Linked DNA regions of Homo sapiens: region 1 is linked to region 2. Evidence: chromatin contacts called from ENCODE Hi-C or POLR2A ChIA-PET data. All regions are on one chromosome and are shown on one strand. Each heading gives the region's core, a stretch centred on a gene start or an enhancer-like site at or near the end of the contact. The rest is flanking DNA. Distances are from core to core; before and after follow the strand shown. Region 1 overlaps PHF20 (PHD finger protein 20). Region 2 overlaps MMP24-AS1-EDEM2 (MMP24-AS1-EDEM2 readthrough).

Region 1 (4,003 bases), core at 349-2,848, 770 kb after region 2:
CTGAGTGAGACTCCATCTCAAAACAACAACCAAATAAGCTAGCATAAACTCATGCAGATTGTATGGTTCTGCTTATATAAAGTTCAAAAATGAGTAAGAAAAATAATCTATGGTATTTGAGGTCAGGACAGTAGTTACCTTTGGGAGGAGGTGGGTAGGACTGGAAACTGGGCAGGAGGGAGTCTTCTAGGGCTCCGAAATGTTCTGTTTCCTGATCTGCATGGTGGTTATACAGGTGTGTTCATTTATGAAAAAGTATTGGTTTATGTGTTTATTTGTGTGTACTTTTCTGTGTATGTTTTATGCCTCAATAAAAAGCATGCTTAGGCGGACATAGTGGCTCACACCTGAAATCCCAGCACTTTGGGAGGTGGATCGCCTGAGGTCAGGAGTTCGAGACCAGCCTGGCCAATATGATGAAACCCCGTCTCTATTAAAAATACAAAAATTAGCCAGGCGTGGTGGCAGGTGCCTGTAATCCCAGCCACTCAGGAGGCTGAGGCAGGAGAATCGCTTGAACCTAGGAAACAGAGGTTGCAGTGAGCCAAGATCGTGACACTGCACTCCAGCTTGGATGACAGAGCAAAACTCTGTCTAAAAAAAAAAAAAAAAAAAGTGTGCTTAAAACATATACTTGGAAATGGTAAAAATGCAGTAAGAATGTAAGAAACTGCAGAGAGATACCAAGATAAAGGATTGGGCTTTTTACTTGAAATAATGAATGTAATTGAGAGGATTTTAATGTTTGTTTGTTTCCTTTTATCTGACTTACCTCCAAATTAATCTCCTTTTCAGTCCCATGGCACTAATCTAGGTTTCTTCTCTTGCCCTGGTTGTTGTGGTCATTTCTTAATCAGTTTTCCTCCCATCATTCTTTACTCACTGTGGTTATCCATCATTTTGCCATCGGATCGATCTTTAAGAGTACAGACCTGATTATATCACTCTCTTGCTAAATAATATGTAAGGACAGAATGATGCTTCTGCAAAGCATAAGTTTTGGAGCTGGGCACATGGGTTGTGAATCCCATCTGTTGCCTCAGTCACTGTTGGACTCTCTTCAGGTCTCCAGACCTCACTGTCTCTGAGTGTAAACCTGAGTTCTTGTGATTAGTTTGTGAGCTAATCTTTTTAATAAGCCTGTGTAAACCTGAGTTCTTGTGATTAGTTTGTGAGCTAATCTTTTTAATAAGCCTGTTTCAAGGCCTGGTGTGGGGAAGTGGATTTCCTTCTTCCCCTTGCTTTCTAGAATTTCATCCTTCTCATCCAGCCATATGTGGCTGAGTTGGGTACATTTGTGTGAGCTCTCTAGCTGGATTCTGAGTGCTGTTGGGGAGGAATTATGTTGAGTCATCTTGAGTCACTACAGTATCCCATGGGCTCTGCAGCACTGTAGAAACAACCAGCACTGAAGGACTGGAGATTATGTTGAGTAAATGGAGGTCATTGAGGTGTCAGGAGCCAGTAGAAATAGCAGGTGCTGGATATCGTAATGGATTGACATCTGGGCAGGATGAGGGTACAACACTGGAAGTAGAGTGCAGCCTACCCCAGACAGCACAAAGCCACCAGAGTTAGGTTGTTCCAAAGGCTAAGGCTTGACAGGCAGGAGGCCATTGAGGGACCCATGGAAGTCCTGCTTGCCTGACCATCGTGGTGTGTGCTCTCTGTGCTAGGACATAGTGCCTCTGCCTCTCCCTGTTCATGGTAATTGTCTGAGGAGGGACTTTGCTCAGTATAATGCACCTGAGCGTGGGGCAGGTATTCCTGGCCAGATGCTGATCTACCACCTGGCTTTGGGATTCTTGGTTAACTGTACTTGCATGACTTGGTTTATGTTGAGTAATATGTGTCAGCTCACCTGAGTTTGAATACAGGCTCTACCGCTTGCTTGCTCCAGGACCTTGGGCAGAGAACTTGCGAAACTTCAATTTTCCCATCTGTGAAATAGAGATAATAGTACTACCTACCTCATAACTTTGTTACACTAAATGACCCAAGGGGAAATGCTTTGTAAAATGTCTGGCCTATAATAAACTCTGAATACACAGTCTCTTTATCTCAGTGAAAGCATTTACCCAGGCAGTCAGAGATCTGAGTTCTGAACTCAGCCAACCACTGATGAGCTACAAAACCAATAGACAAGACATTGCCATTTTGGTATAATTAAGAAGCCTGAGTGACTGATTTTCTTTTCTTTTTTCTTTTTTTTTTTTTTTGAGTGATTTTCGTTTCCTTTCCTTTCCTTTCCTATCCTTTCTTTTTTTTTTTTTTTTTTGAGTAATTGATTTTCTACTTTCATGTCTCCCTCTTGGGTCTCATGCATTATACTGACCTGGGATTTTATTCTCTCTGTTAATACTGAAGGATCCTTTTCAATGGGATTTGGAAATTTCTTGGTGAATTGGAGATTTTTGTTTACCAGTTTTTAAAAATAAGGCCTGCTGTATACTCACTAGACTAGTAGGGTTGGACAATTATAAAATGCTTTAAGGGAAACAAGAGTCTTTTAAATCCCTATGCTTTAACTTGTTGCCAAAAGGTTTTTTAAGTCCTTATGTTTTAATTTGTTTAAAGTGGTCCTTTGTAAAATTGATCAATTTAGCAGCAGAATGTGCCACACAGACCACTCACCCACTGTTTGATCATTTCTGTACCCTCTCAGTGAGGGCACAGTCTGATCATTTCTGTACCCTCTCAGTGAGGGCAGGATTTGTGCAGCCAGGAAGGAATGTACCCCCATCCACATGTCAAGTGGACACAGCCTCCTAGACAACATGGCGATTACCCAAATGTATCTCCCATGCCTCATTGCTGATACGTTTAGCAGTTACCAGACCGAAGGAACTAGACCATCCATCTTGCTGTGATCCAGATGGAAAATTGAAAGCCTGGCCACCAGCCCTGACTGTGCCACTAACCAGCAAGAGCCTCGGTATTATCATATGTGGATGGGGCTCAGTAGACATGTTCAGTGTTTATCACGTAGCTGGCTATCAATGAGAGTGAACATAGTAGTGTATGCTGAAGATTCTGTAGTGTGGCTGCCTTATTCTGCTGCAGCTCTCCAGAAGGCACCCCTGTTCCAGGCATCACCCCTTACCTTTCTCCCATCAAAGCCTTGCCCCAGTTTGTCAGGGTTTTACTGGATACTTGACTAATCTGATAACCAAAAATTTGAAAGAATAGAACCAACTTAATAGTATTGTGGTTTCACCTCAGGCTTCTGAGAATGCTCTTATCAGGGTGGAATTTCAGACAGTGTGGGGAGTTCAGTTGGGGAGACGTTTCACTGGGAGACGTTTCACAGTGGGACTCTGATACCAGGCAGCCTGTGTTTTAGTTTACAGGCAGTGTGAACTTGACATTCTGCTTAAGTGAAAAACAGAATATTATAGGATTTGTGCTGCGTGATAATAGTAACTGTAAAAAAGTACCCCCTTTATGCTGAATGCTCTGATTTTTTTTTTTTTTTTTTTTTTTTTGAGACAGAATCTCACTCTGTTGCCCAGCCTGGAGTGCAGTGGCGTGATCTTGGCTCACTGCAACCTCTGCCTTCGGGGTTCAAGCAATTCTCCTGCCTCAGCCTCCCAAATAGCTGGTATTACAGGCATTCACCACCACACCCAGCTAATTTTTGTATTTTTAGTACAGATGGGGTTTTGCCATGTTGTCCAGGCTGGTCTTGAACTCCTGGCCTCAAGTGGTCCCGAACTTGGGTTCTCATGGATTTCTCTGATGGAGATTCCTGGGGCTTCCAGCAAAACCACTGGGACTCGAAAGTACCCTGCAGAGATTTCTTGGCTTTGGACTCCTCAATATCTGGGTTGGTAAGGTTGGGCAGAAGTAGTAGTTCTGGTCTGAGAGTCCGTAGACTGATCTTAGTAGCAACCTGCCACTGTTCCCTTTGTGATCTCAGGCAGGTCTCTTCACAGATCTGATTTCTTTTCTCCTTCCTTCCTTCCTTCCTTCCTTCCTTCCTTCCTTTCTTTTCTTTCTTTCT
Region 2 (4,241 bases), core at 221-2,720:
TAAGTCCTTGTAAACACCAGTAGAGGAGGGGGAAGTGAGGCAGGGCAAGGGAGGCGGCATTTAAGGGGTATGCCATCAGGCAGGTTTCCACCATGGGAACTGGAGTTCAATCTTGCTGGGGAGCTTAGGAATTCAGTGTAGAGCTCCAGCTTCGGAGTGATCCCACCCAAGGGGCAGGGAACTGGAATGTTTATCCACCAACTCCCATCAGTATCAGTTACCGGCTTGAGAGCTACTCATGGGTAGCATTAAATCCTGGTACCCTCAGCCAAAGGCAAGCAGAGTGGCTCCAGGCACCAGAGGAGACCCACAGGCAAAGAGGCGCAGGTGATGGCAGTTGGAAGACTGGCCAGTGTGCATGGAAATGTTAAGAGTTGAGAGGATATGGGCATGGCACCAACAGAGTCTACTACGGTCCCACTGCTGGAGCAAAACCTGCCTGAGATGGACTAAGGGATTTACTACAGGTCTCCAGCGGGGCACCTTTTTTTTTTTTTTGAGATGGAGTTTCGCTCTTGTTGCCCAGGCTGGAATGCAATGGCGCGATCTCGGCTCATCCCAACCTCCACCTCCCAGGTTCAGGCAATTCTCCTGCCTCAGCCTCCCAAGTAGCTGGGATTACAGGCATGCACCACCACGCCCGGCTAATTTTGTATTTTTTAGTAGAGATGGGGTTTCTCCATGTTGGTCAGGCTGGTCTCGAACTCCCAATCTCAGGTGATCCGCCCGCCTCAGTCTCCCAAAGTGCTGGAATTACAGGCGTGAGCCACCGCACCCAGCCTTAGGGGGGCACCTTCTTAAGGGATTTTCGGGGAGTCCTCACACAAGCTTTACTTTTCAAGCTGGATTAGCACCAGACTGCATAAAATGTGCCTAGACCTAAATGCAGTCTTCCTAAGTCAGAGTGACTCAGCAAAGTTGGTATTAATATATTAACGTTACTGCTGAAGTAACTGAGGACCAGAGAGGTTGAGTGACTTGCTCAGGGTCACACAGTTTCGATGTAGCAAGGCCAGGGCTTGAATCCAGTTCTGACTAAATCCAGTGTTATGTCCTGGATGGCTTTGGCTCAATTACTGTTAATCTTATTGATTATCCCATTTAGAAGCTGAAACTGACCTTAGAGATCATCTGGTCCAAAGTGTGTTCAATTTCCATGGGTTAATAGTACTGGAAGATAAAGGGAAGCTCTGGTGTTAAATAAGTTTGGGAAATGTTAAATTAAACAAAGTTGAATAGATTTCTTTACTAGAGGATTTTTATTCTGCTCATGTGCATTCTGACTCTCCAAAAAAGGGGGGGATATTATATCTAATATTCCCCTAACTTAATTGGCCAAGACTCATTTTTTCATGCAACTGCCACTCAGTATCTCTCAGAACCGGTGTCCTAAGAAACACAGCAAATACAGATAGACGCTAAAAATGAAGGCCGGACGAGCTGATGATCTGAAGCCGTCAAGTGAGTCAGGGGCATGAAACATACGACCCTCTTCCTAGAAATCAGAGAATCTCAACTGGTCAAAGCTGAATGCAGCCCCTGCTGCCTGCCAGAAACGTGCTTTCCCACTCTCCTCCCCACTCCAAGCCAAACTTGAATTGGAGGCTTGGTCTATTTTTGGTGTCCTGAGCCCAAATCCTGGACCACTCCCAAGGTCACCCTAAGTTTTCCTTGGCTTGACTGCAACTTATTGCTCAGAGCCCTGGGCCTCGTAAGCAGGGACTCAAACAGGAAGGGCAGCAGCGAACCTACCAGCCCGATATCTGACCGGCTCTCCCAGAGGCGCATCAAAGCCACTCTGGCCACATCTTCGAACACCGGGTCACCAGTGAGGCTGCTCAGGGTGGCAAATTCAACAATGAAGGTCCCAATCCCTGCCGTACAGGTGACAGGGGTCTCTCCTGGGTTCACGCCATGAAGTAAGTTCACTGTTCCATATGGCATGCCAGTGGGGGTCTGAAAGGCTGAACAATCGACAAATTATGATCCCGGACAGGAGCAGGGGGATAGGGATAGTTCTGATACACGCCCAAAGCCTGGGACCTTAGCCAGCACTTCCCTCTTTCTCCTGGGTATCCTGCTAGAGTCTGAGCCAGAGAAAGATAAATGTCATAACTGGAGGGCCCTGAGCAGCCACCCAGCCCAGATGCTGTCAAACACTGCTCTGCATAACCTTGGGTTCCTGCTCATCATGAGGGGGCAGGGAGCAGGCTGTGCTCCACACACACTCGCTTTAGCTAGAGAGCTTTACCTATTTTTATTTATTTTACACTACGCCTTCAAAGCCCAGGCAGGTAACTTATTGTGATGCAGGCAGGGTTTAAGCCACAGAAAGTGGTGGGGCTTGTGGCACAATGACAAGAGTAAGCCCCGTTCAAAGCCATTCATAGACTTTTGGCTCACGCCTATAATCCCAGCACTCTGGGTGGCCAAGGCAGGCAGATCACTTGAGGCCAGGAGTTCGAGACCAGCCTGGCCAACATGGTGAAACCCTATTTCTACTAAAAATACAAAAATTAGGCAAGCGTGGTGGTGCACGCCTGTAATTCTGGCTATCTGGGAGACTGAGGCACGAGAATCGTTTGAACCCAAGAGGCGTGGGCTGCAGTGAGCTGAGATTGCACCACTGCACTCCAGCCTGGGTGACAGAGCGAGACCCTGTCTCAAAATAATAATAATAATAAACAAAGCCATTCATAGACTTTAAATAAAGATCTCTGCTTTAAATAAAGAGTATAGGGGCTAAATTATTTTTAAAGGGAAGCAAAATAGGATATAAACCACTAAACCACGGATATAGTATGACCCTCGATTTATAGGTAGGGAAAACCATGCCTGTAAAGAAGTAATTCAGCCACAGGTCACACAGAGAGAGTCAAACAGAGCTGGGATGGGAACGCCTCCCCTGTGCCCACCCCAGCCCCAGTCCAGTTCTCTGCCCGCCCCACCCAAGTGGCACCCAAGTGCCTTCTGGTTCAAGACGAGAACTGGACAACCAGCCAGAGGCAGAGATTTCCTCTCTGGGCCTAAAGGTCAAACAACTCCAGAGCAGCCTATGCGTCACCAAACTGTGAACAAAGGTGTCGACACTTCCAAGAACCACAGGGTCTAGCAACTGTGTCTGCCACAGACAAGAAACTTGCAATCTGGCAGGCACCAGCGGGAGAGCAAGTCACAACCAGGAAGGGCTCTAAGCAATATTTCAGAAAAAGTCAGGCTGTAATAAAAAGAAGAGGAGTGACAAAATCCTGTTTCTTGACCTTTTTTTATAAAATGACCAATGACCAAAAATAATTAAATTATAAAGGAGGAGCAGCTAGGCAGAGTTTCCAGAGTTTCCTCCAGGGATGAATCACACAGGACACAATGTCTGCAAGGAGACGCTCAAGCCATGAGCCATGAGCCATGAGTGAGACCTGAACCTAGCTCACCCGCTATCCTCAGCTCTCCCCCAAAGGAGAGGCAAGTGCTATGTGAGAAGGATAAAGAGGCCGGGTGTGGTGGCTCACGCCTGTAATCCCAACACTTTGGGAGTCCAAGGCAGATGGATCACTTGATCCCGGGAGTTCAAGACCAGCCTGGGCAACATGGTGAAACCCCATCTCTACAAAAAAAAATTTAGCCATGCATGGTGGCATCTGCCTGTAATCCCAGCTACTCAGGAGGCTGAGGTGGGAGAATCAACTGAGCCCAGAAGTTCGAGAGGCTGCAGTGAGCCATGATCACGCCACTGCACTCCAGCCTGGGCGACAGAGCAAGACCCTGTCTGAAAAAAAAAAAAAAAAAAAAATTAAGAAAGAAAAGGGATAAATAAGTGAGATGGCCAAGAGGTGATGGAAAGCACAGTGTGACGTGTCTGGGTGTGAACAGTCCTCAGAGCCTCCACCACACCCTGAAGGGAACACAGTGTACAGTTGATGCTACTGAGCCTGGTGTTACTGCCCCACTAGACAAAAACATGGAGGCTTGACCTGCAGCCCTGGACACAGCTTAGCCACAAAACAAATCCCTCTCGTTTTAAAAGTGTTGGACGTTCTCTAAGCAGTTTCTCCTTCCTGACCTCATTTTAGCCTCTCCAAAACCCGATGTGGTAGGGAAGTAGAAATTATGATTCTCATTTGATAGATGGGGAAACCAAACTGTGGAGAGAGGCCAGACACAGTGGCTCATGCCTGTAATCCCAGCACTTTGGGAGGCCGAGGCAGCCAGATCACTTGAGGTCAAGAGTTTGAGACCAGCCT

What was found. A loop is a pair of places that touch in the nucleus more often than their neighbours do. ChIA-PET counts read pairs that join two places held with the same protein, here RNA polymerase II (POLR2A). Pooled maps may share reads with other maps.
Region 1: POLR2A ChIA-PET joins it to region 2 with 15 read pairs in activated CD4-positive, alpha-beta T cell. The contact joins two enhancer-like sites. A Hi-C loop is called at or near these places in 2 of 50 pooled maps. POLR2A ChIA-PET finds 5 or more read pairs at or near these places in 2 of 52 experiments (CD8-positive, alpha-beta memory T cell and activated CD4-positive, alpha-beta T cell).

The regions. Positions count from the first base shown.
Region 1 is chr20:35,900,818-35,904,820 of GRCh38, forward strand. All of the region lies in intron 10 of PHF20 (PHD finger protein 20), which reads left to right. Among named protein-coding and RNA genes, the nearest start is that of SCAND1, 52 kb to the right of the region's middle. Within about 2 kb of position 1,599, at least 4 of the 41 ENCODE cell types and tissues checked have a DNase peak (open chromatin) inside an H3K27ac peak, as active enhancers do.
Region 2 is chr20:35,132,986-35,137,226 of GRCh38, forward strand. MMP24-AS1-EDEM2 (MMP24-AS1-EDEM2 readthrough) reads right to left here. Exons shown (of 15, transcript NM_001355008.2): 10 at 1,753-1,964. It overlaps EDEM2 (ER degradation enhancing alpha-mannosidase like protein 2), which reads right to left. Exons shown (of 11, transcript NM_018217.3): 6 at 1,753-1,964. Among named protein-coding and RNA genes, the nearest start is that of EDEM2, 12 kb to the right of the region's middle. RefSeq lists an enhancer at 387-1,586. Within about 2 kb of position 1,471, at least 9 of the 41 ENCODE cell types and tissues checked have a DNase peak (open chromatin) inside an H3K27ac peak, as active enhancers do.